Linked DNA regions of Homo sapiens: region 1 is linked to region 2. A link is a loop called in an ENCODE intact Hi-C map of the cell type or tissue named here. Cell type or tissue: heart left ventricle. All regions are shown on one strand. Each heading gives the region's core, and the rest is flanking DNA. Links, peaks and the distances in the headings are about the cores only.

The links. A loop is a pair of places that touch in the nucleus more often than their neighbours do. Peaks named below come from ENCODE experiments on the same cell type or tissue, not always from the same donor. Only the 100,000 strongest peaks of a DNase experiment are listed, where the experiment ranks them.
Region 1: a loop joins it to region 2, with 3 times the contacts of the local background. A loop is called at or near these places in 3 of 110 quality-filtered maps.

The regions. Positions count from the first base shown.
Region 1 is chr4:85,717,107-85,732,924 of GRCh38, forward strand. ARHGAP24 (Rho GTPase activating protein 24) reads left to right here. Exons shown (of 10, transcript NM_001025616.3): 3 at 4,779-4,866. MIR4451 (microRNA 4451) reads left to right here and starts at 5,362; the gene lies at 5,362-5,427. It overlaps LOC124900728 (a long non-coding RNA gene), which reads left to right and starts at 4,884. Exons shown (of 2, transcript XR_007058169.1): 1 at 4,884-5,906; 2 at 6,012-7,538. In heart left ventricle, for the core only: no CTCF peak of the experiment used is centred there; a DNase peak (open chromatin) is centred at 8,775; H3K27ac peaks cover 2,931 bases.
Region 2 is chr4:85,590,676-85,606,493 of GRCh38, forward strand. All of the region lies in intron 2 of ARHGAP24 (Rho GTPase activating protein 24), which reads left to right. Among named protein-coding and RNA genes, the nearest start is that of ARHGAP24, 120 kb to the left of the region's middle. In heart left ventricle, for the core only: no CTCF peak of the experiment used is centred there; no DNase peak of the experiment used is centred there; H3K27ac peaks cover 2,967 bases.

The DNA of each region.
Region 1 (15,818 bases), core at 4,158-12,157, 130 kb after region 2:
TTTAAAATATCACATGGTTTTGGCTCAAGTGCATGGGGATGGGCCTTATGGAGCTTAAATCTTCCTAATTCCCATTTCTAACAGGGGAAATACTCTTCTAGATATAGAGAAAAATTGAAGTCATCTTTTACTCTTCCTTCTTTGTTTCCTGTTTAAGCTATGACTAGTTTCTGTACATGTTTCTTAACAATATATAATAATGCATCTGTAATGCAAATGTATACCATTTCTACTGCCAACACGTTTCTTGACCTTACCCTCTTATATCAAATTAATTGCTTTATGATAACAAACTTTTAAGAGTGTGGTATCATTAAATCTCCATCTGCTTTGCGCAAGAACCTACCCTGGCTCTCAGCTGCTACAGATACCAAGTGTAACATCCTCTGCCTAGGCTTAGAATTTCTACAACACATTCTCAGCACATGTAACCAACAATCTTCACTTCCTAATTATTCCTCCACATGGGTCTTTTGCTTATTGTAATGTACTCTGCACATATGGTTCTAATTTCTGCTTTGGTTGATGTTATTTCCTCCACTTTGAAAGATTAGCCCTTGGCCACTAAATCTTAAAACCCTACCTTCCTCTTAAAACCATTTCCTTTATATACTTTTCCTAACTAATCAGCCTGCCCTTATGACACTCTGTTCTTAAACTTTTATTATATTTACTTGATTTTCTAAATACTGTCACACTCATTTGTTTTAAAATTATGTACTGTGTTATTCTTGTACTGAGAGCAAAGAGTTTATTATTTATTTCTTTCACACACTTCACATCACCTGAGATATTTAAAGAAATAATATCTGACACATGGTAGTCTGTCAACATATTACTTTCGAGTTAGATTGGGCACCTGACTTGTACTTATTTATTAGTTCGTTGCTTCTTTGGTTAATTTAGAGCAGCTGTGGAAGAATTAACCAACTCACACAAACAAGCAGTGCATACTTTTTAATGACTAATTTATCTCTTAGGTATTTGCCCTAAAGGAATACATTAGGGAGAAGCTCAAAGACTTAGCTTCATGGATGTTCTTCATGTTCTTTACAACATAAAATGTTCCTTATAAGACAAAAATTATAAATGTATTACAGCAGTAGAGGATGTTAAAGTATGTATACTCAAGCAAGTACTATATAATTCAGCTTTTAAAAATGATGTAGATGACTACACTTGGCATAACAACAATACATGACTTTTAAGTTTTGAAGCAGATAATAAATATCTTTTTATTTTGATTACTGTTTTGTGAAAATTGCTCTGTATGTTTATACACACATGTATAAACACGTAAAAGTATGGGAGAATTTATATGGTGTTAACATTGGTTATCTGTAGTGGGTAAATTAGAGATTTTTGTTTGTTTACCTGCATTTTCAACACTATAAATATTGCTAAACACTTTGAAAATAACTATCACAATTAAGACATTTCCCTTAGTTATGGACTTTACAGAATTTCCATACAATGTGATCAAGTTAGCTATTTCAGTTAAAGGACTTTATTTTATTTACTGAATGACTTAGTAAATTAACCACAGTAAATGTTTGTCAATTACAGCATATCCTGCCCTAAGCCTTGTCTGTTGATATTTAAACTACTATTTTTATGTTACAATTTGTTTGAAAAACTTGTCAAAATATAAAATTTATATAATGTCAAATAAGAAAATGTTAATAAAAATTTCATCCAGAAGTAGCTGTTTCACATATACAAAAAGGACAACAAAGGATAGCATTACTTGGAGTTTTTAAATTACAAAATGTGATAGCTTAAGATTTCAAGGAGGTAGCATTTATGCTAGTGCGTTGCTTGAATTCAACTTATATGGCACATGTACAATTCAAGATCTTAAGTAGAACCTGAAGATATAGAACTAAACAGGAGTTATACATACACACACAAATACACATGTGGATAAAATGAATATTAGATGCTATGTTCTAAAACTGAGATAAATCACAAAATGAATTACTTCACAAAGTCATTTCAGTAAGTAGAATAAATTCTTAATTGAAACAATTATTTTTACCACATTATGTAGAAACCATATAGATTAAATGTATGTAATAAAAGGTCTTTATTACAATGAGTATCTTCAAAGTATCTAGCAATTTTTTAAAAATTACTTCAAAGGTAGGGAAACAAAATGGGAAACGGGATCTATAGGCCAGAGAAAACTAGATATGATAAAAAGCAGGAAAAGGTACTTCCTGGAGGAGGAGAACAAAGGCAATTCCTCCAACACCTCACCTTGTAAGGCATGGGGGGAGAGGAATACTTCTAACATACAATTTCTTGGGTTTTGGTTGGAGAGCGCTATGCTTTATCAGTCTAAGCCCAGAAGGAGGGAAATGGCTGAGGACTATAATTTTCTGTGCCAAACCAAGTAGGTTGAAAATTGAGTAAAATACTACTTTAGCTAAATATTACTATTTTTTGAGCTGGGAAAAATGGACAATATAATACAGTGGACAGGAGCATGGGCTTTTGAGTTCAGCACACTTAGTTTTTAACACTGGCTTCATTATGTTAACAGTTCCCATTCACTCAACAATACACATTTTTAGCCGTTAACTATATGCCAGGCAAAATGCTTGGCATTGGTAGTAAATTAGGGAGCAAAACACATATTATTTTTCCCTTACAGTTTAACGAGGGAGATGGACTTTAATCAATTCATCTTACAAATAACATAACTACATACAATGGTAAATCAGTCCAGGAAAAATTCAAGAATCTATGCAAGTATATTTTAGATGTAGACAATCTTAAAAATGGTATAAAATTGCCAGGGAAAGAATGTTGTCCTAAGGTAGATGGGAGCATGCTGCCATTTATAGAAGGGTAGTTGCTGGATGATAGAAAGCCATAGAAAGCAAAAAAGTGTAAGAGCAGAAACAAAAAAACCAAACATCGCATGTTCTCACTCATAGCTGGGAATTGAACAGTGAGAACACTTGGACACAGGAAGGGGGACATCACCCACCGGGGCCTGTTGTGGGGTGGGGGGATGGGGGAGGGATAGCATTAGGAGATATACCTAATGTAAATGACAAGTTAATGGGTGCAGCACACCAACATGGCACATGTATACATATGTAACAAACCTGCACGTTGTGCACATGTACCCTAGAACTTAAAGTATAATAATAATAATAATAATAAAAGAAAGATGTCAGAATATTCTGGAGAATTCAGTGAAGAGGCATTTGAAAAATTTCAGACAAGAGATAATAGTTGCCTGAAATTAGAGAGTGGTAGTAGTAGAGATACATAGTAGAGATAATGATTTCTATATTTCTGGCTTTTGCAACTGCATAGAAGAGGGTGACAGTCACTGAGCTGGGGAATACATAATGAGAGCCAGATTTACTTGCATTTTAATTTGACTAAGTTGAGTTTAAGACATCTTTGAGATAAGTGGAAATGTCAAATAAGCTTTTGAATGTATCTGAAGCTCAGAGTGTCCTAGATTAGAAATATTACTCCGATATTCATTGGCTTACAGTTGGTTATTGAAATCATAGGCCTGGATGAGATAGCCTGGAGAAAGAGAGTACTAGAGTCAGAAGAGAAGAAATTATTGGATAAATCTTTTTAAAAACTCTAATATTTAAAGGTCAATTAGAGTCAGCAAAAGACATTCAGACAACAGAGAAATTAGGGAAAAACCTAGAGAAAACAAAGAAACAAAGGAAAGAAGGTGCTTCAAGGAAAGAGTGGTCAATAGTGATGAACACTTCTAGAAAGTCAAGTCACTGAAAAGTGAACATTATCAAACACGCAGCTTGTGAGTCATGTAAGTGGAATGCTGGGTGCATCAACCAGGCTGCAGTGGGTACAGTGAAGAAATAGATTCAGTATAGACAGTAGGCAAACAAAAAAATAGAATAGCGGGAAGTCAAAGTACTTTTTTTAATGACACAGACTTTTAAGTATATCTCAGCACTGAATGAAATGATCCACTAAAGAGAGAAATTTAAAGATAGAGAAAGGATAGCTGGGCGTGGTGGCTCATGCCTGTAATCCCAGCATTTTGGGAAGCCGAGGCAGGTGGATCACCTAAGGTCAGGAGTTCGAGACTAGCCTGGCCAACATGGTGAAACCCCATCTCTACTGAAAATACAAAAATTGGCCGGGTGTGCTGGCAGATGCCTGTAATCCCAGCTACTCAGGAGGCTGAGGCAGTGGAATTCTTGAACCCGGAAGGCAGAGGTTGCAGCGAGCCAAGATCATGCCATTACAATCCCACCTGGGTGACAAGAGCAAAACTCCATCTCAAAAAACAAACAAAAAAAAAAAAGAAAAGGAAAAGAAAGAAAAGGAAAGAAAGAGAAGAGAGAAGAGATAATCAAGAGAAGGCTTATCACAACTATGTCTAAGTCTACCTTGTTTTCACAGCTATAAAATGGGGAAAAGAATATCTACCTCATAAGATTATACTACCAATTAAATAATATGGTGCGGGTAGAATGCTTAGTAAAATTTCTGGCACACAGAATGTGTTTAATAAATTGGTGCTTAAGATGAATCTAGCAGCTAACATACATATTAGTCTTATACATATTAGATGCTCAACAAGTATTCGTTAAATCTTGAGTGAACATGATTCTGGCACATAATTTTTGATTATTGGGAATATAAAAGATTCTGATGCATCTTACTGTATACTGGGTTATAGCTACACCTTGGATATTCACTGATTATAATGATGATATATGATGTTTGCTCTCTGATGATGTTGATGTTTTGGGTATTTGTTTTCACAGGGTACTATTTTTCTGCCTGGAAATAAAGTTTCTGAGCATCCCTGCAATGAAGAGAACCCAGGGAAGTTCCTTTTTGAAGTAGTTCCAGGTAAGATATTTTCCTAGTCTGATTAAATTATTGTCATCCTGTGTTGGTAAAGGTGAAGATGGGTCAGACAGGTTTCATTCTTTTTTGAATCATGACTGAGAACCTTAATTTGAGGCTTGGTTAGTGTTGACGCAGATAATGACTGCAGGTTTATATACTAGTACAAATGAATGCACTCACACACACATACTCTGACCACATAACTACTGGATTTTCATTTGTCCATGAGACTCCATAGTTGACCACAAGTCATGATACAGTATTTGTTCAGGACTATTGGAGATGAATTTGATTTTACAGCGCTCTTGTGATGTGAAATTTGACAAGGGGTTATAGGTTGAATGCTTTGCCCAGTGGAATCACTGACATATTTCCTCACAAAATTGTATCTTCAAGGAGGTTTTGCAAAAAACAAAAAAAAAAACAAAAAACAAACAAACAAAAAAAAACAACTCTTACTACTTAATACTTGTAATACTGACCAAGTATTACAGTTCTGTACCTCAGCTTTGCTCCCAACCAACCACTTCCACATGTTTTGCTGGTAGAGCTGAGGACAGCTCTGCCAAGACATCAAATCCCTCAGTTAAACTTTTGAAACATCCTTTCGTTTTTCCTAGTCATCTGTATTCATTCCTCTTAGTGAACCTGATCTCCACTAAAGTCTTTGACTAACCCAGCAACAATTCCTCCAAGGCCATGTTGTCTACCTCTTTGATCAATTCTTCAACTTTTCCTTATCCCTCAATGTAAGAAAAAGGGAGGTAGGAATCTGGCTCCGGTTGACCGTTTGTGTAATATTGATATTGATTTGATCACAGTCTAGGGTGGATGTGAATTTATTTGGGTAAGTAATGTGGAGTTCTTATCAATAATGCAGTCAATAAAATGTATTTTTCCTATATTTATATTAAATGCTGGGAATCTAAAATGGAAAAGCATATTTTCCCCTCGATGAAAACAGCTGTGGCACTAAGTTCATCTGGCTCATGATGGAATCCATGACTAAATGTGAATTAATGCAGCTGAAGTGCAGAAAGGTTAGTCAGATGCAATGTGTTATTTGTTTCCCTCCAGGGAGAACATATTTTAAGAAACCTGAATCTTATTTGCCTTATTAAAATCCTTTTATTCTTACTTCTTAGTGGAATACCCTGTATAGAACCAGATTCCAGATGTTACAAAGTCTTTGAAGTATCAGTAGAGGAAATGTCTTTTCCGATTTATTCTCAGACAATAGCGCATGTTGGCTTTTAAATCAGCGTGGTATTGAACTGATGGTTGACTCTTTATCTCCAATAATGCTAGAGGTCTACTTTTCCATTCAGTCTGCTAGCTGCAAGGAGGTTTCATCTTTTGGTGAAGAAGTTCTCAAGTAATATAGACGGATATTTTCAATACTGTTTTAGAGAGAGCCATGTCTTCAAGACCAGGAAGTAACAGATAAAACCTCTTCTCCAACATTGCTATTCTAAATCATCTGTTTCACATGCAGTGCGTATGACATAATGGCTTTTGATGAACAAAGCCTAAGAAGTTTAAGACTGTGTAATATGGAATATGAAGGTTGTCCTTTCAAACAAATTTATAGGAAATTCAAGCTTGCTTCTGTAATTATGGACTTAAATATAGTATGTGAGTAGATCATTTGAAAAGATGCTTCCTGAATTATTAATACAGTATGTAATAGCTGCTAAATTAGGTTTTATAATTCTAAATCATCTTACGGAGTGTGAAGAGAAGTGTTCCAAATGTATCTTTGAAGACAGAGCTGGAAAGACAAAGCACTACATTGAGAATCCAGTGTCTGTGTCATTCATCCTGGTCACTGGGGCTTTACTGGTGTGCCCTTGACATCAGGATGGCATTTCTAGGCAAATGCTTTTGTACTTCTGTGATAATGTGGGATCTGTATCAGGTTATTTTCATCAATATTTGCATTATTGGGGTTATTTAGGGATAACATAACAATTACTTTATCTTTGCAAATGGGAATGACAAGATAATATTTTTCAATTTTTTCAATGGTGTAATTGTTTAACATGATAATTTGGGATGTTACAACAGAGTGTTTTTATTTGTCAGAATGCATAGGAGGCAGCAAGGATTGCAGAAATGTGGTTGGTAATGTGTATAGAACCCTCGGCAGGCCGTGGGCCTACCTGGCAGCAGATCCTCATAAAGCATATTTATTCTAGATTGGCTTTCTCTATAAAATTCTTTCAATTGCCACTTCTGAAAATCTATCATAAAGATGATGCTTACAAACCCAACAAGTGTCTATCTTTACGGATAGCTAACTCAAGCCTAACTCTCCAGAGTTTATGAGTGAGTAGGAGAGGATTACATATTTTAATTTCATCTGCCCATAATGATTTCCAACAAAACTAACAAAAGCCTCTAGCAAGCTCTTTGCCATATATTTTAGCACTATATGCATACGTACACATTTGTGTGTGTGTTACGAATACAGTTTATCCATATGTGCACTGTATGTCCTTATAATTTTTCCATGTGTGTATATATATATATATATATATATATATATATATATATAGGAATTTTTATTTTGTTTTATTTTTGCTTTTGCTTTATGCTGAAATATCCCATGAAACCAAGGAAAATCATATTAAAAAAACAAGAATTTTCAATAAAATTGAGCGTCTCAGGTCTTTGTGTATTACTTATTTATATTTGTTTACAAATTATATTTGTATGCATATTTTAGGCTTTTGTAAAAACCTATCTGAAAATAAATCTACCATGTTTTAGGGTTGATTTCCTATAGATTCATTATCCTATGAAATGAATTATCTCTCTGAATAATGCCATGAGTTATAGATTTTTCGCTCCAAATTTTTCCTATTTCTCTACTTGTTATTCAAAGGGATATCAGCCAAATTGGCAAATTTGAAGTCTTCTCTTTCAGACATGCCAAATTTTAGACTGAAGTGAACTATTATGGCCAAAGTCCAAGCTTTTGGGAAATGTGGTTGAGAAAGAAAGATTGGCAAATCTTTAATGAACAGTTCTTGAAGAAAGAACATGCAGTTGGTTTCTGCTTCTCTAAATGTGTTCTAGTTGAATTTTCCTTGAAATGTTTTAAAAAAATAAAGAGTAGTTATTGGAATAATGATGCCTTAGCTTTCTTAGGAAAGAAGTTTCTCAGAGAAAAAAATAAAATGACAAAGAAACAGACAAGAAATAGGCAAAACAAGACAAAGGAGGACTATATGTATCTCCATATATTTAGAAACCACATCTTTCTTGCTTTTTACTGTATACCTAACACCTGGAAATAGCACAGTATAACATATGGTGCTAAACAAATATTTCTTGAAGTGCATATATTTACCAGGCTTATGGAAGAATCTCAGTCATATGAAACTGCCCCCACTCTGCTATGTTGAACTATTTCCTGTTGCATAGGACCTTTTCTCCCCTGTTCCCGCAAAGACCTCTTTGTCACTCTAGTGGCAAAAGTGAAGAGAAACTCCTTACATGTTTCCTTTCCTACTTTTCTGCCTTCCTTTCTGATGATGAGACCAAGAGACGGATGGAAGAAGGTAGAGATCTTCCTACACAGATGATACTGCTGGGGCATAGCCCCTTCACACTGACTGGTCGTTACAGACTTTCCTCTCTAAAGGCTGAATCTTTCACAGATGCATTTGTGGATTTTTCAGGGTCTCTGGAATTAGAAATCCACTTCACATGCTAGTATTCTCCCAGCATTGGGATAGTCCTGTTGGATGGGATACAGCGAAAGGCCTCAAAGGCCAGCTGCTTGCTTTGTGTTTATTCAGCAACTAGGAAACTCATGTACCCTGGCCTGCAACGTAAGGGAAATGCAGGCTGTTCCACTGTTGCTGCCTCCTTTGGCTTGTCACTTTCTCCAGGGGTTATCAGCTTCAGTGCCCAGCAAGGTCAGTGGCTTGCCAAGCTTCAGAGGCCATCATGAGTCCCTGACTTAGAGAAGGAGTGAGTCACTGTTCTAACACACATCAAAATTTACCAGCAATACTCTTGTTCTGATAGTTGGGAGAATTCCTAGTCCTCCCCCTCAAAAACCAGTGCTGATTTTGAAAACTGCTTCCTCCAAGTAGCACTTCCTCTTTTCTAGTTTCCCCCTCAAAACAGTCAGGGCCATTTGGGTTCTCAGAAGTGCAATGCTTTCTCTCAGTAAACCTGGCAGAGAAGTGGCTAGGTGCAATTTCCATCGGTCTTTTCAGCTTAGAATGTGGAGTTTTAGCCTCTTTTGGGGGGTGGGGGGTGGACCTTAGCTGCAGTTCCTGGATAATGGGGATAAAACGTTTTATTTACATCTATCTATAATCTTAGATTGGATTCCAGGAAACACGCTGATGGAGAATGACATTAGATTGTCATGGGAAAGGTTCTCCGAAGATATTTTTTCTGCAAGAAAGTGAGGAAAGCAGGATGCGACAGGAACACCTGCCCTGCAACGCTGTAGCAACTGAAGTCTTAGCTGATCCAGTGGGGTCCCCTGAGGCGGTGATCCCTCTCAAGTTTGCTTCAAACTGAGGGGCTGGGGCTTTGTTTCCTCTTGCTAACTAGTCATTGATTGGGAGCAGGAAGACAGATAAACTTGGGTGAAGCTGTTCCTGCTGCGTTGTAGAACAATTCCCATGAGAATCTCTTTGTGCCTTCAGCAACCAATATACCAGTCTTTGGGATCTAGAGAGAGTACTACAGTATCCGTTATAATGTCTGTAGCCTTATCAGTATCTAGACATCTGTATTCCAGGCAATGTTCCAGGCTGTTTGCACGTATCGCTTTATTTAATCCTTACTACAACTCTATGAGGCAAGCAATGTCATTATCTTTATTCTGCAAACGACAGATCTGAGGCACAGAGAAGTAATTTGATCCAGGTTAAAAAGCTAACACTGGGCCAGGCGCTGTGGCTCACGCCTGTAATCCCAAAATTTTGGGAGGCCGAGGTAGGGGTATCACCTGAGGTGATCCTGAGGTTGGGGCTTGGATCCAAGGTGGGGGGATCCTGAGGTTGGGACTTGGAGACCAGCCTGACCAACATGGAGAAACCCCGTTTCAATAGAATATTAAAACACAAAATTAGCTGGGCGTGTTGGTGGGCGCCTATAATCCCAGCTACTCAGGAGGCTGAGGCAGGAGAATCCCTTGAACCCAGGAGGCGGAGGTTGTGGTGAGCAGAGATCTCACCATTGCACTCCAGCCTGGGTGACAGAGTGAGACTCCATCTCAAAAAATAAAGTAAAAAAGGCCTGGAGCCTATTTTCTGAAATATGAGCATGTGAAGTTATTTTTTGAACTGGAATGGATACACTGGTATCTTTCCAGACTCATTCATTAAGAATGAGAATTTTGGCACTTGATAAGAGTAGGCATTTTTGTTTTTTAGCACCTATTTATAATACAATATATAATACAAATAGGCACTAGATAGAGATGCCCACTTACAGTTCTTTTGAAAGCATGTTCTAAGGCTACAACAATCCCATCATGAAAAAGTGGGGAGAAACAGACATTTTCCAGCAGTGATCTTCCTTATTATGAATAAAGGTAACAAAGGTGGATTCTACGGATGGAGTGCTTTCTTATAGACAACTGTCAACGCTCTGGGATCCAATTCTCTTTCATTACCGAGTATACATTGCTGAAATTGTTCTCAGCTTCTTCACAAACTCCCTTCACATACTGGCCAAGCTATCACTCACTGTCTAACCACCAACCAACACACCTGATATTAATCATATGCTGGGACTCAGTCCATCCACCAAGCAAAGATTCTTCATGGCTTTCAAGGGCAATTGTCAATATTCCAGACCCTAAAAGGCCCATCTGACCCAGTGCCTAAAATCAATATTAACTAAAAGTAGGAGGTGTTCTTTCCTCTTCCTTCCTCCAGGGAAAGAAAAGAAGAGGTGAACACAAAAGACAAGGGGATGAGGAATGAAAAGTAGCCATGGAAAAAAATAAGATAAATTTTGAAGGATAATCTAAAGTGATTTTTATCTGCCTGGAAACAAAATTAGGCCTTCAAAAAAAAAAAAGATGTTATTTATCCTACCTTTAGCCACAACTATACTAATTATTTCCAATACCCTCAGACAATTACATGTTACTTTTGTACATTTCAAATTTTAAAAAGTTTCCATTCTAATTATTTTTTCCAGAAGGATTTCTTAGGAGATAGGTGAAAAGTTAGAGGACATGGGTGCCTAAAGAATCTAATAAATGCATTGATCCTTTTGCCAAAAAAAAAAAAAAAAAAAAAGGCAAATACCTACCAAAATTGCACATACTTTTGAGGACTTCAGAGATTCCCTAAAATGCAATCATTGACTGTAGTTTAAGAATAATAGTTTATATTGGGAACCAAAGACTTTATTATCTCTCTCTCTCTCACCTCTCTCTCACTCTTTATCTCTATTTTAGCTAATCTGTCTATGTTCCTATGCATTTATCTATTTTATCTATGTACATGTGTGCATAAACTGTTATTTGTAATTATCTGTTATACCAATCAGTTTTAGACTTTTACCTCTCTGATTCAGTTGTTCTTTCTCCTGTTTCTATGATTGTGTAACTCCACAGACCTATTTTGCACATTTACAGAAGAACTTTTCCTGGATGGAACATTTCATGGGTCTGGAGGCTGTAAAATTTTTAATTTAGTAAAACTTCAACCTACTTAGATGGTTACTGCAGCTGTGTTACATAATAGGCCAGCTGAGAAATAAATAGTTATGAGATAGATTCATGGGTGTCTCTGGGAAAGAAAAAAGTTTGGCCAATTTTTGAGTTTTTGGGATAATAATGTAACAACAGCAATAAAAGTTTACCATACATGTCTGCATTTGTGACTCCTTCTGGGTTGAATAAATAACGTCATTGGCTACATTAACTTGCTGTCATTTGAAAATGTAAGCCAATATTTGACATATATTTTATATGAAAATGTAGGAATGTTTTAATTGTGTTTTAGCATCAAGTTTAGTCACTTTCTTGATCACCAGTTAAATATGCTGCTTAGGCATTTAATTTTACAACACTCCCTTATCTTAACTTTTTTTCTTTTTTGTGTTAATTCTGTAAGTTAAAATCCATGCAATTATATTTGTTACCCCAAAGCAGCTGTGACAATCTCTTTTTTTGTCTGCCTAAGTCTGTAGGCAGCCGTGAAGCTTGTATTTTTTTTTTGCTTAGATTTAATATGTGCAAATCATTTAGAGAATGTGAGTAGGAGTTGCTTACGGTATGAAAACATAATTCTATATACACAAGTAGCTCTACATGAACTAAATAAATGCATTGGTGAAAGCAGCATGTATTAACTACTATGTGTTCTTAAAGAAAGTGTTTGAGATTTTTGTTTCAAAATTCCCTTCCTACTTAAAATACATTAAAATATACACTTGAAAGAAGCTATTAACATGGTACAAAGAACGTTTTAAAAATGTTTTTAATCCTTTGGAATTCTGGCTAATGTCATTTCAACCAACATACATTTGGGGCATTTACGAACTGATGGACAGCATGATCATACGATCCTCCTGTGAAGTGTCCCTATGAGGAGTGAGTGTCCTCTCACAGTGTTGGTAGACATATTGATCCAGTCACCATCACTATTCGCTAGACCAGGGGCCAGCAAACCTTTTCTGGAAAGATCCAGGAGTAAATATTTTAGGATTTTGTGACCATAAGGTTTCCACTACAGTTGTTCAACTCTGCCATGGTAGCGAAAACAAATGGATGTGGCTGTATGTCAATAAAATTTACTTATGGTCACTGAAATGTGAATTTTATATACTTCTCAAATATCAGAAATATTATTCTTTATTTTTTTCCAACCACTTAAAAATGTAAAAAATAAACAGTGAACCAGATTTGGCCCGTGGGCATAGTTTGCTGACCCCTGGGCTAGATAAAAAAAGCAAACCTATGAAAAGGAAGATGAAATACTGATATAAATCACTAATCCCCACTGGTGCCACCAGAGCCAGAATTAGAACTCTGAGACAGCCTGTCTCCCCAGGCCATGGCATTATCCATTGCCTCAAAATCATGATTCAGGAACTATTTGCCAATATTTTTATTTAGAAGTTCCATCTCTGAATAATATCTATGCTTTAAATCACATTGAACTTTAAAAGTGTTAGTGACCAAACTGAAATCTCTTTTAAACACCATCTCAGTTCATTTGGAATTCTAGATTCTGACCAGAACTGAAATCTCTTATGTGACTTTATGAATACCATTAATAGGAGATGGGATGTGCCTAGCATGAAAAACATGTCCCATATTTTATTCAGTCCACACAAATTCAGGGAGTTATTTACAAATATTCTGAGATTGAAGCAACTCTGGCAAGATCAAATAAGCTTGAAGTGTCTTCTAAGCTTTCCTTTATATGATGTACATTAGCTGTTTTTTGTTTTGTTTTTTGAGACAGGGTCTCACTCTGTCACCCAGGCTGGAGCACAGTGGTGCAATCACGGCTCACTGCCGCCTCAACCTCTTGGGCTCAAGTGATCCTCCTGCCTCAGCCTCCCGAGTAGTAGCTGGAACCACAAGTTCACACCACCATGCTCAGCTAATTTTTTTGTTTTTGTAGAGATGAGGTCTCACTATGTTGCCCAGGCTGGTCTCAAATCCCTGAGTACAAGCAGTCCTCCTCCCTCAGCCTCCCAAAGTGCTGGGATTATAGGCGTGAGCCACCACACCCAGCTTGCATTAGTATCTTAAAGCTCTAAGTATCTCACAGAAAATAACAATACATTATTTGTAAGTAAAACAAACAAACAAGCTTATCTTCTTAGAGGGGTAGTTTGTTTCCCTTACCACCCATTTATTAACATCTCCCTGCCCCAAACCCACCAGTTTTCTTTTACCATCAGTATGAGAAATGTTCCCATAATATTAATATTTAATATTTACTGAAATATGTGTCAGGCCCTGTACTGATATATGTCAGGCATTATATACAATGACTCATTTAATATAACTGCACACACACACACACACACACACACACACACACACACACACAGAGAGAGAGACTGGGCATGTGTGTGTGTGTATATATACATATATGTATATGTGTATGTATGCAAAACGGTGGTACAAATTCACATTTTTAATAAGTGGTAAAGCCAGGATTCACACCCATCTGCGCCCACAAAACCACCTTCTTATACCAATAAGAATATGGATAGGTTTATTATCTACACTACACTGAGGCCAAATATCTGAGACTTAAGAGAAACAAGGATGACAAGAAGAAATGGGGTTATAGGTTTAAGAGTCAGTATACTCTGCATTTCATTCCTTTCTCCTCCATACTCACAGTCCTTGCATTGTCTGTGTTCTCTTCCTTCCCTATTAGATTGGAAGCTCTTGAGAAGAGACACCTTCTATCCCTACTGCCTAGCAGAGTGCTGTCATGTAGTGTATGCTTAATGCATGTTTGTTGAATTAATGAATAAACAAGACTGCAGTTTTATCATCTATGGATTGATCACATTGGATTAGTCAAAGTTAGAGTTGTCTAGGTCTGAGTTATTTAACTTGATTATTGACCTTTTTCCCAGTGCCTCCTGAGACTGGATCCTAGAGAAGTTCATTAACTTCTCAGACTCTACACGATTTTAAAAGTAGACAACATTATAGCTAGATAGGAGGAAAAAGTTCTAGTGTTCTATACTACTGTAGGGTGACTATAGTTTGCGTTAATATATTATCATGTCAAATAGCTAGATGGAGGATATTGAATGTTCCAAACACAAAGAAATGATAAATATTTGAGATGGTGGATATGCAAATTATCCTGATTACTCACTATACATTATATATATTTCACAACATCACTAAGTACCCCATAAATATGTACAATTATTATGTGTCAATGTTTTTTAATAAAAGAAAGTAGTACTCTCCTCATTCTTGAGTCCTTCATTAATACACCAATAGTGTCTTTTATTACTTTGAAAACAGAAGCTATTTACAAAGAAGTTATTTGCTGAAATAAATGTGATCTTTCCCATTGTTCTTTGTGATATGGTTTTAATTATGCATTCTCAGGCCATTTGTGTTCACCTGCTTCTTTTATCCAATAATTGAAAAGGGCTTTCAATCTAATCAAGCTATGAAAATAGCAAAGTACTAAACAAATGTCAGCTGCTGTTATTACAAATAGAGTTTGTCCAGGCAGGTCTTTGTCTATGGTAGGGCTTCTTTGAGCCACAGAAAGAGTGTGTTTGGGTGACTTGATGGCCAGTGGAGAGAAAAACCAATAGGTTAGAAACGATGTCAGAATGAGAAAGGGGAATCATACTTCAAAGGAAAAGAAACAGATGAGGAAAAGGAAAATGAGTGTGCAGCAGAACAGCTGCTGATAATTAAGAGTGAGAGATAAGCTTGTAGCCAGGAGAGCACTGGCATATCACTGAGACCTGTGCCAACTCTCAGGGAACCAAGGAAGGCTTTTTCTTTTCTTTTTTAATAGAAAACTGAGATGAAGTGGTCCTGAATGTTTCAAAAGATAAAACCCTAAGGACCATCTGCAGCCCAATAATGCATCCCTAGGACTGTCAGGCTTCCTGGCTTTAAAATGGACCTTATCTTTATTTGCCTATTCATTTGTGGGTTCATTTAGCCCATGCTAATCAAATATTTATATTTCAAACATAGGATTAATAAACAAAAATTCAAACTTCTTTTTTTTTTTTTTTTGAGACAGAGTTTCGCTCTTGTTGCCCAGGCTGGAGTGCAATGGTGTGATCTCAGCTCACTGCAACCTCCACCTCCCGGGTTCAAGCGATTCTCCTACCTCAGCCTCCTGAGTAGCTGGGATTACAGGCATGTGCCACCAAGCCTGGCTAATTTTGTATTTTTTTTTTTTTAGTATTTATTTTTCTCCATGTTGATCAGGTTGGTCTCGAACTCC
Region 2 (15,818 bases), core at 3,126-11,125:
AATTAAAATAAACACTCATTGAGTACTTTCTGTCTGCCGTGGTTTTCCTCCAAAAGAACATACTTTATAGTAAAACTAATTTTACTACTGAAAACTCCCCAAAACTTTCATCAAAATTATTATTGTACTTTTAAGTAGACTGAAATATCTGTTTATTTAAAATTTAACATAAGGATCTTCACTTTTTAAAGAAATTTGTCATGACTTTTAAAAATATGTACAGGAAAAAAATAAAGAGTAGTCAAATATAAATTAAAACCATCAGTCTTAGTTTTCATATTTGCAAAATGAAAGGCTGTACAAAAATTATTTATAATGCCTTTCCCATGCAGCACTAACCTGTAAAATCTGCTGGGTTTTTTTTTTTTTTTTTTTTTTTTTTTTTTGAGATGGAGTTTTGCTCTTGTAGCCCAGGCTGGTGTGCAATGGCACAATTTCAACTCACTGCCACCTCTGCCTCCCGGGTTCAAGCAATTCTTCTGCCTCAGGCACCTGAGTATCTGGGACTACAGGCATGGCGCCACCATGCCTGGCTAATTATTGTATTTTTAGTAGAAATGAGGCTTCACCGCTTTGGCCAGGCTGCTCTGGAACTCTTGACCTCAGGTGATCCACACAACTCAGCCTCCCAAAGTGCTGGGATTACAGGCGTGAGCCACCATGCCCGACTAGATCTGCCTTTTTAACAGATTTTCTTGCATGGTTGGGGGATTGGTAATCACATATCTACCAATGCTCATCTGCTTTCTACTTTTATCAGAAACACACATTTCCATCACATTTAGTTTGGAATTAGGGAGTGAGTCTGGGAAACAAGAATAGCAAAGTGTAATACTGCAGTGCTCAACTCTAATGTCAACATACTCTTGTGTCAGACTTAGTCATTAGTTACAAGTCACAGTCATTAGTTACAAGTCACAAGCCATTAGTCACAAGTCACATAAATTCACAAGTCATTAGTTAAAGTATTAGCTTGAGAAAGATTTACTTTTTATAAATTGCAGCGGCTCAAGATTATCCCTGTAATACTCACGTGCACTCTGACATTTTCTTCATTGCAAGGGAAAAGGAGGGAAGTGGATTTAGAGTTCTGGGAAGTGAGGGTAAGTCAAAACTATGTCAAAGGATTCTTGTGAGGATTAAATGAGATGCTATGTATGAAGCACTTAGCATGGTACCTGGCATACAGAAAATATGATGTAAATGTTTGTTAATAGTATTACCATACCACAGCCAACCAACCACACTCCCCACACCACCACAATAACAAATTTTTGTTATTGTTAGCATACTACCAATTATGTGTATCATGGCAGAAGGGAAAGCAATTTTGAAAACCTCTGGCTCTATAATCTGACCCGTGACCTTGGGCTGGATTTGTCAGATGTGACTCCCACTGTTCCTTCCCTCTTAAAGCAGACTTGCCTATTTTGTCCTAGCACTCCTTCCCCACTGGCCTGACAAAGAACTTTGTTTTCTCTAACTTTTAATTTTTGTGGGTGCATAGTAGAAATATAGATTTATAGGGTACATGAGCTATTTTGATACAAGTATACAAGATGAATGCTTCTCTGATGATCAATGATGTTGAGCACCTTTTCATATAACTGTTTGCCATTTGTATGTCTTCTTTTTGGAAATGCCTATTCAGATTTTTTGCCCACATTTTAATTGGATTATTAGATTTGTCTCTATTGAGTTATTTGAGCTCCTTATATATTCTGGTTTAATAATTCTGGTGTAATAATTACATCAGCTTAAATGGTGTATCCATAACCTCAACATTTATCCTGTCTTTGTGTTACAAACAATCTAATTATACTCTTTTAGTTATTTTAAAATTTACAGTTAAATTATTATTGACTATAGTCACCTCTTGTCTTATCAAATACTATGCCTTATTCATTCTATCTGACTATATTTTTGGACACATTAACCATCTCCACTTCCCTGACCCCACTATCCTCCCCAGTCTCTAGTAACCAGTCATTCTACTGTCTTATCTCCATGAGTTCAATTGTTTTAATTTTTAACTCCCACATATAAGAGAGAATATGCAAGAAAAGTTTGTCTTTCTGTTCCTGGCTTATTTCACTTAACATAATGAACTCCAGTTCCATCCATGTTGTTCCAAATGAAAGGATGTCATTCTTTTTAAAGGCTGAATAGTACTTCATTGCATACCACATTTTCTTTATCTATTCAACTGTTGATGGGCACTTAGGTTCCTTCCAATTCTTGGCTATTGTGAACAGTGCAATAAACATGGGGGGTGCAGATATCTCTTTGTATACCTAGCAATGGGATTAACGGATCATATGGTAGCTTTATTTTTAGTTTTTTAGGAACCTCCAAACTGTTCTCCATAGTGATTGTACTAATTTACATTCCCACCAATGGCATATGAGGGTTCCTTTTTCTCCACATTCTCATCACCATTTGTTATTGCCTGTCTTTTGGATAAAAGCCAATTTAACTGGTGAGATGATATCTCATTGTAGTTTTGATTTGTACTTCTCTGATGATCAATGATGTTGAGCACCTTTTCATATAACTGTTTGCCATTTGTATGTCTTCTTTTGGGAAATGCCTATTCAGGTATTTTTTGCCTGCATTTTAATTGGATTATTAGATTTTTCTCTATTGAGTTATTTGAGCTGCTTATATATTCTGGTTATTAACCCCTTGTCAGATAAGTGGTTTGCAAATATTTTCCCCCATTCTGTGGGTTGTCTCTTCACTTTGTTGATTGTATCCTTTGCTGTTCAGAAGCCTTTCAACTTGATGTGACCCCATTTGTCCATTGTTGTTTTGGTTGCCTATCCTTGTGGGATACTACTCAAGAATTATTTGCCCAGTCCAATGTCCTGGAGAGTTTCCCCAATACTTCTTTTAGTAGTTTCATAGTTTGAAGTCTTATACTTAAATCCTAATCCATTTTGATTTGATTTGTATACGGTGAGATATGGGGGTCCAGTTTCATTATTTTGCATATGAATATCCAATTTTCCCAGAATGATTTATTGAAGAGACTGTCCTTTCCCCAATGTATGTTCTCAACACCTTTGTCAAAAAGGAGCTCACTGTTGATGTGTGGATTTGTTTATGGGTTCTTTATTCTGTTACACTGGTCTATATGTCTGCTTTTATGCCAGTACTATGCTCTCTTAGTTACAATAGCTTTGTGGTATAATTTGAAGTCAGGTTATGTGATTCTTCCAGTTTTGTTCTTTGTGCTCAGAATAGCTTTGGCTATTCCGGGTCTTTTGTGATTCTGTATAAATTTGGGGATTTTTTTTCTATTTCTGTGAAGAATGTCATTGGTATTTTTATAGGGATTGCATTGAATCTGTAGATTGCTTTGGGTAGTATGGACATTTTAGCGATTTTGATTCTTCCATTCTGTGAATATGGGATCTTTCCTTTTTTTAATATCCTCTTTCATTTCTTTCAGCAGTATTTTATAGTTTTTATTGTAGAAATCTTTCACTTTTTTGCTTAAGTTAATTCATAGGTATTTTATTTTATTTATAACTATTGTAAATAGGCTTAATTTCTTGATTTCTTTTTCTGATTTTTCACTATTGGCATACAGAAACAGAACTGATTTTTGTTTGTTGATTTTGTATCCTGCACCTTTACTGAATTTGTTTATTAGTTCTGATAGTTTTTTGGTGGAGTCTTTGTTTCTCCAAACATAAGAGCATATCATCTATAAACAAGGATAATTTGACTTCTTCCTTTCCAATTTGGTCGCCCCTTATTTCTTTCTCTTGTCTGATCGCTGTAACTAGGACTTCCAGAACTTTGAAATCCTTCACAACATAGCATTCTATTTGACTGCAAAAACTTGGTCAAAGTTAGAAGGAGAGATGATACCTATCTGCCATCACAATATTATATTCAAAAGCCATTGAATTGCCTTCTAATTAGTATAAAAAAAGGGAATCTTACTTTCTGTCCATCTCTTTTGAATCAAGGAATAAAAACACTAAGAGTGCCTCAGAAAGCAATAGTGACTTATTCTTTCTACAGTATGTGGCACAAGGAGTCTTTTGTAGCCCCATAAAAATCACCTACATTATTTTGCTAGTTCATTCACCAATGTCTTTAAATTTAAAAACAAAAATAACTAAAATATTGTTTAAAATTTATCTAACTACGTATGAGGTGAAAAAGAGACTAGACAAAACCCAATTTTTTCTTCAATGTTTCTGCATGTAGGGAAGTAATGTAGTCTATTTAGAAAAATGAATTTAAGTACAGTGACTCAACCAACAAACATTGCAATCCTATTCACTTTCTCCTCTTTTTTTTTTTGTAACAGTCTTGCTCTCTTCCCTTCACCATATTGCTATTCTACATCCATGCTTACCCCAGCCTACTTTCCCTTTTCTCCCAGGCTTGGATAAATAATGTAACCTATGAATTGAACAGACTTTTCACAATGTGAGAACTTCCCTCCAATCCAATAACTCAGTATATATTGAACTAATAAACCAAACATGGTAAGAGAACAACCTCTTTCTCAGGTTGATGGAACATATCAGGCATTGGAAAGTTCCTTTCCATGCAGAGACCCAGTAGAAGTTCCTGTCGGAAATGAGTATCTCTTGGCAGACCAAGGGTACATTCTGTTTGTTTTGCGCTCAGTTCGTTTTGTTCCTAGAAAGTGATAACATAAAGCACTCAACTATAAACAAGTCAGGTGGTATTTATAGTTATCTGGTAGGCATGAGGCAAAGTGGCAAACTTCCTTTAAAGAACCAAGCCAAGCTTACCTATGTTGAAATTCATGGTCTAATTTCTCGCTGAACTTCAGTGTGTAGCATTTGCTCATAAATGCAAAATATCTCTACCGAATTACAAAATCAGTTCCTTCTTTTCCTTTGAGGATTATGTAAAAGACTTTAGGGAACATAATGGAAAGATGCTGTTAGATAACCAGGATGGGTGAAGAAATACAAATAAGACTTATGAAACAAGTATAAGATAAGAAGGGGGAAAATGAAAACAAGCTTCCCAGGATGATTTCAGGGAGACTGACGTAATGACAAAAAAATCCCAAAGATAGGTGTAGCATGTGAATTATATGAATTATATAAACTATATTCACTTCCTAAGGAGTCTGATAACTAATGCTAGGTATGGTTATCACCATAAGACTGGCTCTATTTGATTGGTCATACTATAGTAATTAGCAAAATGTTAGGGTTGACTTTGTAATGATGATCTAAAAGATAACATAAAAGTCCCTTGGTCTGATTTATTGCTAAGAACTGACTCTGCTCCAATCTCCAGCTCCTATCTGCATGCCAATGCCTAGGATGCATGTAGATACGTTCATCAGGGAGCTGATGACATGTTACTTAAAAGGAAATATTATTTTGCACATGAAAATGATTTTTCTTACCTATCTAGTATTGTTACTGGTAACCCAGCAAAGCTTTTTGGTATAAACAGAATGGAATATGATGAGTAGAAACCAAATAATGCTTGGAAATGTGCTTTAGTTTTCTTTGAAGAAAATAGCAATGCAGTTTTATGAGTCCAGTTTTATCTCAAGGATTTCTACATACTTTGCTATCTTTTATGCTTTGGGGAATGGAGCCAGAATTGTGCCAGCATTGAAGGTCAAACATGAAGTGGAGAGTGGGCAGCCAAAGAGATCAGCAGTCAAGGTCTGAGCTTTATAATATAGCAGTTGTTCAAAAACAACTCATGTGTGTGACATTTCCCAGTTTTTGCTTTGTCTGCCATAAAAAGTGTTGTTGTTCCAGTGATGTTTGTGTAAGTGCTGGATGAGGTAAGAGAAGAGAAAAGAGATGGAGCCTTCTCAGGGGTTCAAGGAATTCTTTTCTGGCTTAGCTTGAGATGCCAGTGGTTATGAAAAGGCAGTTAAAATCCTGTATGTGTTTTCTTCCCATAATCTTAATTGTCTCCCAGTTTTAAGACCAGCTTTTCTGAAACACAAAATGGCAAATCCAAGGGACTGAAATCCTGCATACTCTTCTGAAATACAAATGGAATAATATTTGTATATAAAACAGTTCAACATAATATCCATAATTTTCCCTAGGTGTTCTAAAAAAAGAAGCTATTACATCATTTGATAACTAGATTTTTTTACTACACAATTAGGAGTATGGGATCCAATTTCAAGTTTACCATTACTGTTTTTCAACGTTATTCAAAATGTCCATATTTTGTTTCATTATTTAACTAGATATCATAATATTTTAAGTCCAAATATATTTTTAAAAAAAATTACTTTAAAAACATATAAATCCATCGTTTGTAAACAAAAAGAAGATATCCACATTAAAGGAACAATAAGTAACAGATTCATGCAGTGTACTCAGTCTGTCACTGAAAAATGCTGTTTCTTCAAAAGCAAAGATTTCAGTTTTCATTATTATCCTTAGTATTTCAACATATACTTTCTGTAGACATGTGTTACTTTCATGAATAAATTACATGTTAGAAATCAAGCTTAGAAAGTATTCTTTAACCAATCTTAAGATGTAAGGTTTGGTTTTATTGATATGAATTGGTTGTCAGGAACATAAAAGATAAATTTATTGATTTTGCTTTCTTCATTTATAGGGAGTTAATCAAATTCTCCTCCTTTCCATCAAATATCACCCACACCTTTCCACTGTGTCTAAGGGCTGACAGCTAAATGCTTACTTCGAGTTATGTGGTTACTTGAGAAAACCAGGTCATTATTGGAGAAGAGCAAAGTGATGCCTAGAGGGACGGATGGGGAAGGAGGGTAGGAATTGCTGAAAAGGGTGAGGGGTAAGGTGCAAAAAAGAACATTACCTATCCCCCAAGTCTGTCTGTGTTTGGGACCTTTATTCTCAGTCATATGGCTACTGGAAAGATCTTAGAATCTGTTTTACGTAGAATCTCTTTGAAAATATAACATTTATAATCCTTTAGGGCAGCAACTTTTTTTTTTTTCTGACTAGACACTGGTATTTGGGAGACATTAAATAAATGTTTGCTTAATGAGAATGTTACATATTTAAATAGGTGGTACTTTTATTATAGCCATTATTGTAAATACCTTGATATTTCCATTTGGAATGGTTGCTTCAACAGGTTGAAAAGTAGAGAATCTTAAAGAGTATGTGAAATTAACTTTCAGAATATTCTATCAGTTGAGCCTAGAGTAAGTCAGATGTAACAGATGAAATTAAACGAGCAAATTTCCCAGTTAAAATATCAGTGAAGATATCTGAAGACTTGCAAATCTGAAATTACAACATGCAATGGTAGTGTTACAATTCAGATGACACTTGGGACATTATCAAATGCACCTTTCATCCTTCACTTTAACTTGGAGAATTATTTCAAACTATCCTAAGGGATGGATACGTTAAATTTTAGTATATCATAAGAAGTCTTACTATTCATTATGCAGCCACACTATAAAGCAAAAAAATATAGAAACATCATGACTTCTCAAAAGATGAACTTGGTATCAGTTCTTCTTTTGAATTTTAGAAACTCATTTAATTCTTTTTAAAAGAAGTAAAATTTTAGCTGTCTTCCATTTAATTAATAAATAGATAGAAGGTCTAGAAATATGAAGAGTTCAAATAGTCCAAATATGTTGCTATTGTCATATTTTATAATTATGTCCCATTCTAATTACTCATTACATTTAGATATACCAGATTTAGGGTGATTAATTTACATTTCTCTTAACACCCTCTCTTTCATTTTATTTATGAAAACAAAGGCTCAAATGGGTAAATTTCTCTTCCCAAATCACAATAATGATGTGTGGCAGAGCTGAAAGTGCATGTGTGTTTGTGAACTTTTTACTCTTTCTTAGTAGCTGATCATTGTGTGATGATTCCTTGAGAATTCTGGATCTTGAAATTATTATTTGAAAATAATAAGATGAATAGGATCAATAAAGGAATTGAATAGTGTTGGATCTCATATAGTGTTAATCATGACCCAAAATAATAATCCTATTTGATTATATGATCCTAGACTTATTAGGAACTTGGATATTAATATTTGAAGGAATTTTTGAAATCACTGTTTTGTTTTGTTTTTTTTTTTTTACAATATTCCTCAAGTCAAATAAGTAATTGCAGACTGAAAAAAACTATCTAACTCAAGTTGCCTAATAGAAGTACAGTGCAGGTCATAACTTTGAGCCCTATATTAAATTTCCCAGGAGCCTAATTAAGAATAAAATAGTTAAAATTAATTTTATTCATATATTTTACTTAATGGAATATATCTCAAATATTAATTTTAATATGTTATTTATATAAAACTTAATAAGATATTTTAATTTACTTTTTGTACTGACTTCAAAATCTATGTGTATTTTACACTTAAAGCACATTTGAATTCAACGAGCCACATTTCACATACTCAATAACCACTTGTAGCTAGTGGCTACCTCTTTGAACAACACAAGTCTAAATGGTTTGCTCTGCCTCCAGCAGTGAGGGAGAGGAGGGATTAGAAGGAGTTGATTAGCAGCTTGCTGTGGAGAGATGTTTAGAAGAAGGAGTTGGCATAGGGTATTAAAACATATGAAAGGCTGACACTTCATTTCATAAATGAGGACAGTGGGGTGCAGAGGTATTGAGCAGCCTGTCTAAGAGGCCAGAACTGTAGAAGTGGCTGAGATGGAAACAGAGCTCAGTTCATCTTGTAATTTTATACTTTTTCCATTATAGTATATGTCTTCTCTGGGATAACAGAAATCAGTATTTAATGCTAGGAAAATCATCCTTCTACATAAAGGTTCCATAGAGCAGAAGCCTCCTTACTTTCTGGGAATATCCATGATTATTGGAAGAAAAACCTCTATTTGATTTGTTTACCCAGGTGACTTCCTTTTGATGGATGTGTTATATTAATAACCACACTTTGATGTTGATGTAACAGCATGGCACCTCATGATTTTATTGAAAGAAAACATTTCCCCTGAGAAATACACATGAATTGCTATTAAATTATTTTTTTTTTGTATTATATGTAACACATATTCTAAATATAAAATTTAAGTATAAGTGAAAGTGACTCTACTATTTGTATTTACTATTTCATAATATCTCCTTAATAAATTCTATAATTGCAGAAATTATAGATGTTTTGCATATTGTGGCCTGCAAAAGTAACTATTTTTTAAAACAAAATAAATTTATTTTATTTGTTCATTCAAATAATCTCTATTTAACCCTAAATGTGTGCTAAATAACTTGTTTCATGATGGGAGTCAAATTAGGATAAGGTATCATGGTTTGAGCCTCATAGAGCTATCATTTTATTTGGGAAAACCATTAATAACTAAAAATAAATAGTATAGTTATAAACCATGTTAAGTGTTGTAAAGAAAAATAAAATCATGTACTGAAATAGACAATTAAAGGATAGGTTGGCAAATTTCCTCTAGGTAGAGAGGTCCAGGGTGAGAGGAGGGAACAACAGTAGGTGCAAAGACGCTGGGGTAGCAAAGAACTTAGTGGGTTATGGGCACTGAAAGGAGGTCAGTTTGGCTGAAGCAGATTCACTGCAGTGAGAAGGGCTAGAGAAGAGTCTGTGGCTAGAGGCAGGGGCCAGGTAATTCAGACTCTTGTTAAGGATATATTGTTTTTTCCCAGCATGTAATGGAAAAACCTATTGAAGAGTTTTAAGAAAGGGAGTGACATGATCTGATTTATGTTTAAATAATTCACTGTGCACATTGGGTACAGAATGGATTTCAGTAGAGCATGAAAGGAGCAGGAATACTAGTTATGAAAGCCATTGTGTTCTCCACGTGAGAAGAGGGAGATGGGGCATTCACCTTTCAAAGAAAAAGATCTAGAAGACACAGCACATTCAAATTTTTCTATGGAATAAAGTGTGTATTAATGTGCCTTAGAGAAATCATGTATCTTCCTTTGGAAGGCTAAAAGCCCACAAAATATTTTAGATCACACATGGCAAAGTATTTTCATAATCCAGGAATTTCTGTGCTAAGCTACTCACTTGAAGAACTTGTGCTGCTTCTCTTTCATGATGTGGTTTTCATAAATATGCTTTTCATGCAAGGAATACGTAATATGCTACGCTTATTCAACTCTTTTAGCAACTCCCATGAAGACAAAACAAAACAAAAAATTCACAGGGCAATGTATTCAAATTGATGCATGCCTTGAAAAACGTTTTTCGTTTTGCTTTTTGGTCATTTTTTATTGAAAGAATGTAAAAATGCACGCTCAAATCAGACTTTCTTTTCCAGAAGTCTCATTGGCAAGTGATGGCTAAAAAGGATGAATATGATCTTAGAGTGACTTTTACAGGACAAAAGAATATACTCAGTTTTGTCAAAACATAGCAGTATTTTAATGACTTGTTACATATTTTTACTTTATTCATTTTTGATTAATTATTCTTAACATTCTAAAGAGACTTTTATTTCACTCTTTTATTCACGTCTATATTTTTAATTTATTGTATTGCTTTCCATTTCTCAACTGGAATGTAACTACCATGGAAGTGAAATTATAACTGTTCTGTGCAAGGTTGTAATCTTAGGAACTTAGAGTTCTTTCTGTATAATAGGTGCTCAATAAATATTTGTTAAATAAGTAAATGAATGAATGAACAAACACTTGAAAATAACTGTGGTATTTTGAATACATCAAAAGCTGTTTAGTAGAGAACTATTTTCCTGGTATTATATGCAACAACTTCATCTTCTTCCCTTTAACTAACTTTATATTGAAATAGGGATTTTCAACTCAGTACTATTGGAATTAGAGGCTGGGCAATTATTTGCTATTGGTGTGTCCTGTGCGTTGTAGGGTGTCTGGCAGCATCCCTGGCTTCTACGCGCTAGATGCTTGGCAACCCCCAGTTGTAACAACCAAAAATCTCTCCAGATGTTGCCAAATTCTCCCAGTTGAGAACCACTGTATTAAATATTTTCACAGTATGCAACTAATGATGTTAAAAATACCTAGATTGTGAGCTATTGTATACTGAATTTTGGCATTTTCTATATGGAATGTTTCATTCAAATATTTTAAATTAATTAATTAAAATATATTATAGTATATTTTATCAAGTAGGTAAACATAAAAGGAAATAACTTCCCTGTGATGATTTTTCCACTTGGAAAAGCTATTTCGAGGGTTTGCAGGTCCTCCAAAACTATTTTCAATAAGACTACTGTCCTTTGCTAGCCACAAAATATTAGCATATGAATCCAACTTTCCACAGTGGGAGCCTAGAAATTTCCTAGGAGGCAAAACTGGTTCAACTGCAGTCATTATGCAGAACTATTACTTGCATAGGAAAAAGGACAGAGAGCAGAGATTAGTGAACAGCCCACAAAGGCCCAGTGTTTTTTCTAAGACTTACGGAAGATAGCCAGAGACTTTCTGCGTGATAGAGCTTTTAGGGAGATGTTTACATTGCTATTTCCAGAATTTTATCTTTTTTAATTGATCAAAGGAAACCATAGTACATAGATAAAACTCTGCATGGAACATGAAAAAGAAAGCAGTATTTGAAGGGAAAAATTTGTCATATCTCACGTAATTTCCCAAGCTAGATCTGATAATCAAAGCTAATGACCACACAGATTGCAATTAATCTCAGCATTCTGATTAAAACGCAAAAATTTAAGAGCAGATTTGGGTGGCAGTTGAGAGAAGGTGATTTCAAAGCTCATAGAGTGATTATTCACTCCTCCACCAACTATTTTGTTGTGCTCAGGCAAGTGTGTTGATTGGATAAATCAATAAAGCATAATTCTGTTTTTGGGAGGGAGCTGTAGACATATCATTGGTGCTCCATAGACACATTTTCACATAAAAAATGTAATGATTTTGATATTCCCTCCTCTCCACCTATTGCAATACCACCTTTTAAACTCAGGTAATTCATATATTAGTCTATATTCAAATTATTTTATTAATCTGATTCCAAATTAAGAGGTTAAGAATGAAAGGAAATAGAATAGTGATGGATGCATAAGTCCAGAATTATGTAATGCATTTTCTCATACTTAATTCTCAGTGGTTTTAATTCAGCTGAGTTGGAGAATCAAACAGTGGCCTATCTCTTCCTACCATGGCAATTTCTGAATGTTTTTCTCTTGGCGTCCTATTCTAAATTCCTCAGTTCTTGATGAAAAGCAATTTCAGTTTGGATTTTAGAGAAAAATCTTGCAATGTGCATTTTAAGGTGACACTGAGAGATTTATTTTTGATTAATCATGATTACCTCACTGCATTAACTTGCTCTATTTTAATGTCTAATATGTTAGGGATTATTTTATCTTTCAAGCTAATAAAAATGCACCCTCAGTAACATGAGCAAAATGCTGCTTTTTAAAATGTACCAGCCAATTTATTTTGTTCTGCCTTTTGGTACTGTGAGGAAATAAACTGCTTAATCATAGTAAACAAATAAATATGTTTCATTTTTAGAAGAAACTAAGGTTAGATTTTTACATAATTAACATAGCCTTTTGTCCTCTATTAATTTGGGGGATAAGAAAAATCACATAATAAATTGTCTTTGGTGAAGATTATTTATTTGAAGTGCTGACTATTTAGAAGCATATGGAGGTGGTTGACCACCTTGAAAATTCACCTGTAGTGGGACTGTTATTCTTTTTCCTATCTGCTGCCGACAGTTGCAGCTTAGCTGTGACGCACTTACCATCCTTGATACCTCCCTTCATATAAGAGCTTACTAACTTTATTATTTAATGACATTATAGGTATAAAAATGTTTCTTAAGTTTTCCAAAGCATCCTTGTAAAGAAAATTTAAATACTTAACATCTTTATTTTTAATACATAGATATTAGATGTGTAAAGGAAACTAGTTAAGGCCTAATTTAAGGGAATCAGAATGCTCCTAGGCTTCTCACTCCTCAGCTGACAGTCAAACTGAAACCAAAATTGTCATCAGTAGTACAATGTGGGTGACATATATTAGAAAACTTGATGTAAATATAGCAGAAGATTTATTCATTCATTCATTCTCTCATTTCATATTTCAGTTTCTCATATGTTTCTAGTACTGTGCTAAGCGCTAGTGATACATTTATGAGATTGCACTAATGGTTCATTAATGTGTCTGCACAAAGTCAGGTAATTAGGTTACTGAAGGATGATGGACTAGGCTCTCTGAATCAATTAAGCGTTGATTTTTTTTTTAATCTTTGAAGTCTAAGTTTTTATTAGTACAGCAGCATATCTTATTATTTGACTAAGTTGCTGCCTGGTAATGAGCAAAAAGAATACTCATTCACCTTCCCCAGTATTTTTAGAATTGCTAAAAATGTTTGCAAGTCCTGAAAAGGCAGGTCAGTAATTATCATGTCCTTTGGGCAGAATGCAGTCTGTAGAACAAGATGTTGCCCTAGACTGCAAAAACTGATGACGTCAAAACTGGACTGGAATTTGAGATTTCCTGTTTTTCAGTAACAGGCTTAGATAACTCATTAGGCTTGAATGAGATGCTTTGAACTGTGGTGACTACAGTAATGTTCCCCTCTGCATGTTGAAGTGACAAGTGCCTCCTTGGCCTATTGCTGATCCTGCCTGCTGTAGAAATCTCCAGCTGTCCAATATTTGGAAGAAAACTGTGAGTATATCTTTAACAAGATCTAAATGAGACAAATCACTAAAGAATTATCCATGTTCAATAAACAAATGAAAAATCCCTTTATTTAATAGTAAGTAAACTTGAAATTACATGATTGAAATTAACTTTGGTAACCAGCCATAGGGCACTTGGCAAGATAAATTCTATTTGTATATTGAAACACTAAACAGCAGCCATTAAAATGTTCTTCTACATGAATAATTAATAAGGAAAAATGTTCATGATATTTGTAGTTAAAAAGATAGATGTATCGTCTCACTTTAGAATTTATTTTTTTTGAGATGGGGTCTCACTCTGTCACCCAGGCTGCAGTGCAGTGTGGCATGATCTCAGCTCACTGCAACCCCCACCTCCTGGGTTCAAGCTATTCTCCTGCCTCAGCCTACCAAGTAGCTGGGATTATAGGTGTGCACCACTACACCCAGCTAATTTTTTGTATTTTTAGTAGAAACGGGGTTTCACCATGTTGGTCAGGTGGGTCTTGAACTCCTGATCTGCCCACATTGGCCTCCCAAAGTGCTGGGATTACAGGTTTGCACCACTACACCCAGCTAATTTTTTGTATTTTTAGTAGAAACGGGGTTTCACCATGTTGGTCAGGTTGGTCTTGAACTCCTGATCTGCCCGCATTGGCCTCCCAAAGTGCTGGGATTACAGGCATAAGCCACAGCACTAGGCCTCACTTTAGAATGTTAATTGTACTTATATCTATGGCTATGAACATTTACATATACACACAAATAACCAAAGCTTTAGAGAGAATGTATTCACTCTAAAGTGTTAATGGTTAATTATGTGTATTAGAATGTAAGTGATTTTTCTTTTTTGTGTCTAGATTTTTTATGTTTTCTGTAATGAACACATTATTTTTGTCATAAAATAAAGTTACAGAAAATGAGAGATGACTTTTGTCTCTCAAATTGGAAAATGTATTTTTAATCATAATATATTGACATAGCTTTAGGGAAATATATATATAGTTAGAGTTTAATCTAATATACTCTTTCCAGATGGGAAGTCCACAATGTACCTCAAAACTCAAGTGTCTGTTCTCTTTGACCTAGCAATTCCAAAAAAGTGGATTTATTCTAAGGAAATAATCAGAGAAGTATACAAATATGTTCTTACATGATGTTAACATGGTTTTGTTTATAAGTAAATAGGAATAATAAAATATCTTCATATATGGGAATGATTAAATAGATTATCTTGCATTCATACAACAAGAGCTATTATGTAGTCCTTTAAACTTATGTAAGAATGCTCAATGAAATGGAAAATGCTTATGAGTCATTGTTAAATTTTTAAAAAGCTGATACTATACATTATGTACAGTAAACTCTCACCTATTTAAAATATATTATACACGTGTATCGTGGAAATGAAGATATACAGGGGAATGTTTATAGATTTTTTCTGTTCAATGTGATTACATATAGGAGATTTAAGTTTTCTTCTGTGTGTTTTTCTGTGCATTTCTCAATTTCTACAAAGAATATGTGTTGTTTAGCAACAACAAAAAAGTACATCTCAGTCTGAAAAGGTTACAGGGAACAATAGGGTTGGAGGTGTGTTCAGTAATCAGCGTTTATGGAGATTGTGATGAATTCCTGCAAGAATTATACTTATTTATGGTAGCTGACCTTTTCTGATTCTCTTTGGAACCCCCTCAGGAACCATCTTCATCTCCCTTCTTCCCACTGGAGTTATTTCAAAGACTTTCAGCAAGTGGAAAATTACAACATTTATGTCATGGGTGGTATTCTCAGTTATTCAGATTCAGATGCAAAAAAATGTTTTGAATACCTACTATGTGCCAAACACCTTATGAAATATCTTCAGTCTTTGGGGCATCAGACCTCAAAGGGGCATTTAGGATTTCCATAGATAAAGGAAAAGATAGGCCAGGCCGGGCGCGGTGGCTCACGCCTGTAATCCCAGCACTTTGGAAGGCCAAGGCGGGCAGATCATGAGGTCATGAGATCGAGACCATCCTGGCTAACACAGCGAAACCCTGTCTCTACTAAAATACAAAAAAATTGACTGGGCGTGGTTGCGGGTGCCTGTAGTCCCAGCTACTCGGGAGGCTGAGGCAGGAGAATGGCGTGAACTCAGGATGGGGAGCTTGTAGTGAGCCGAGATCGGGCCACTGCACTCCAGCCTGGGCGA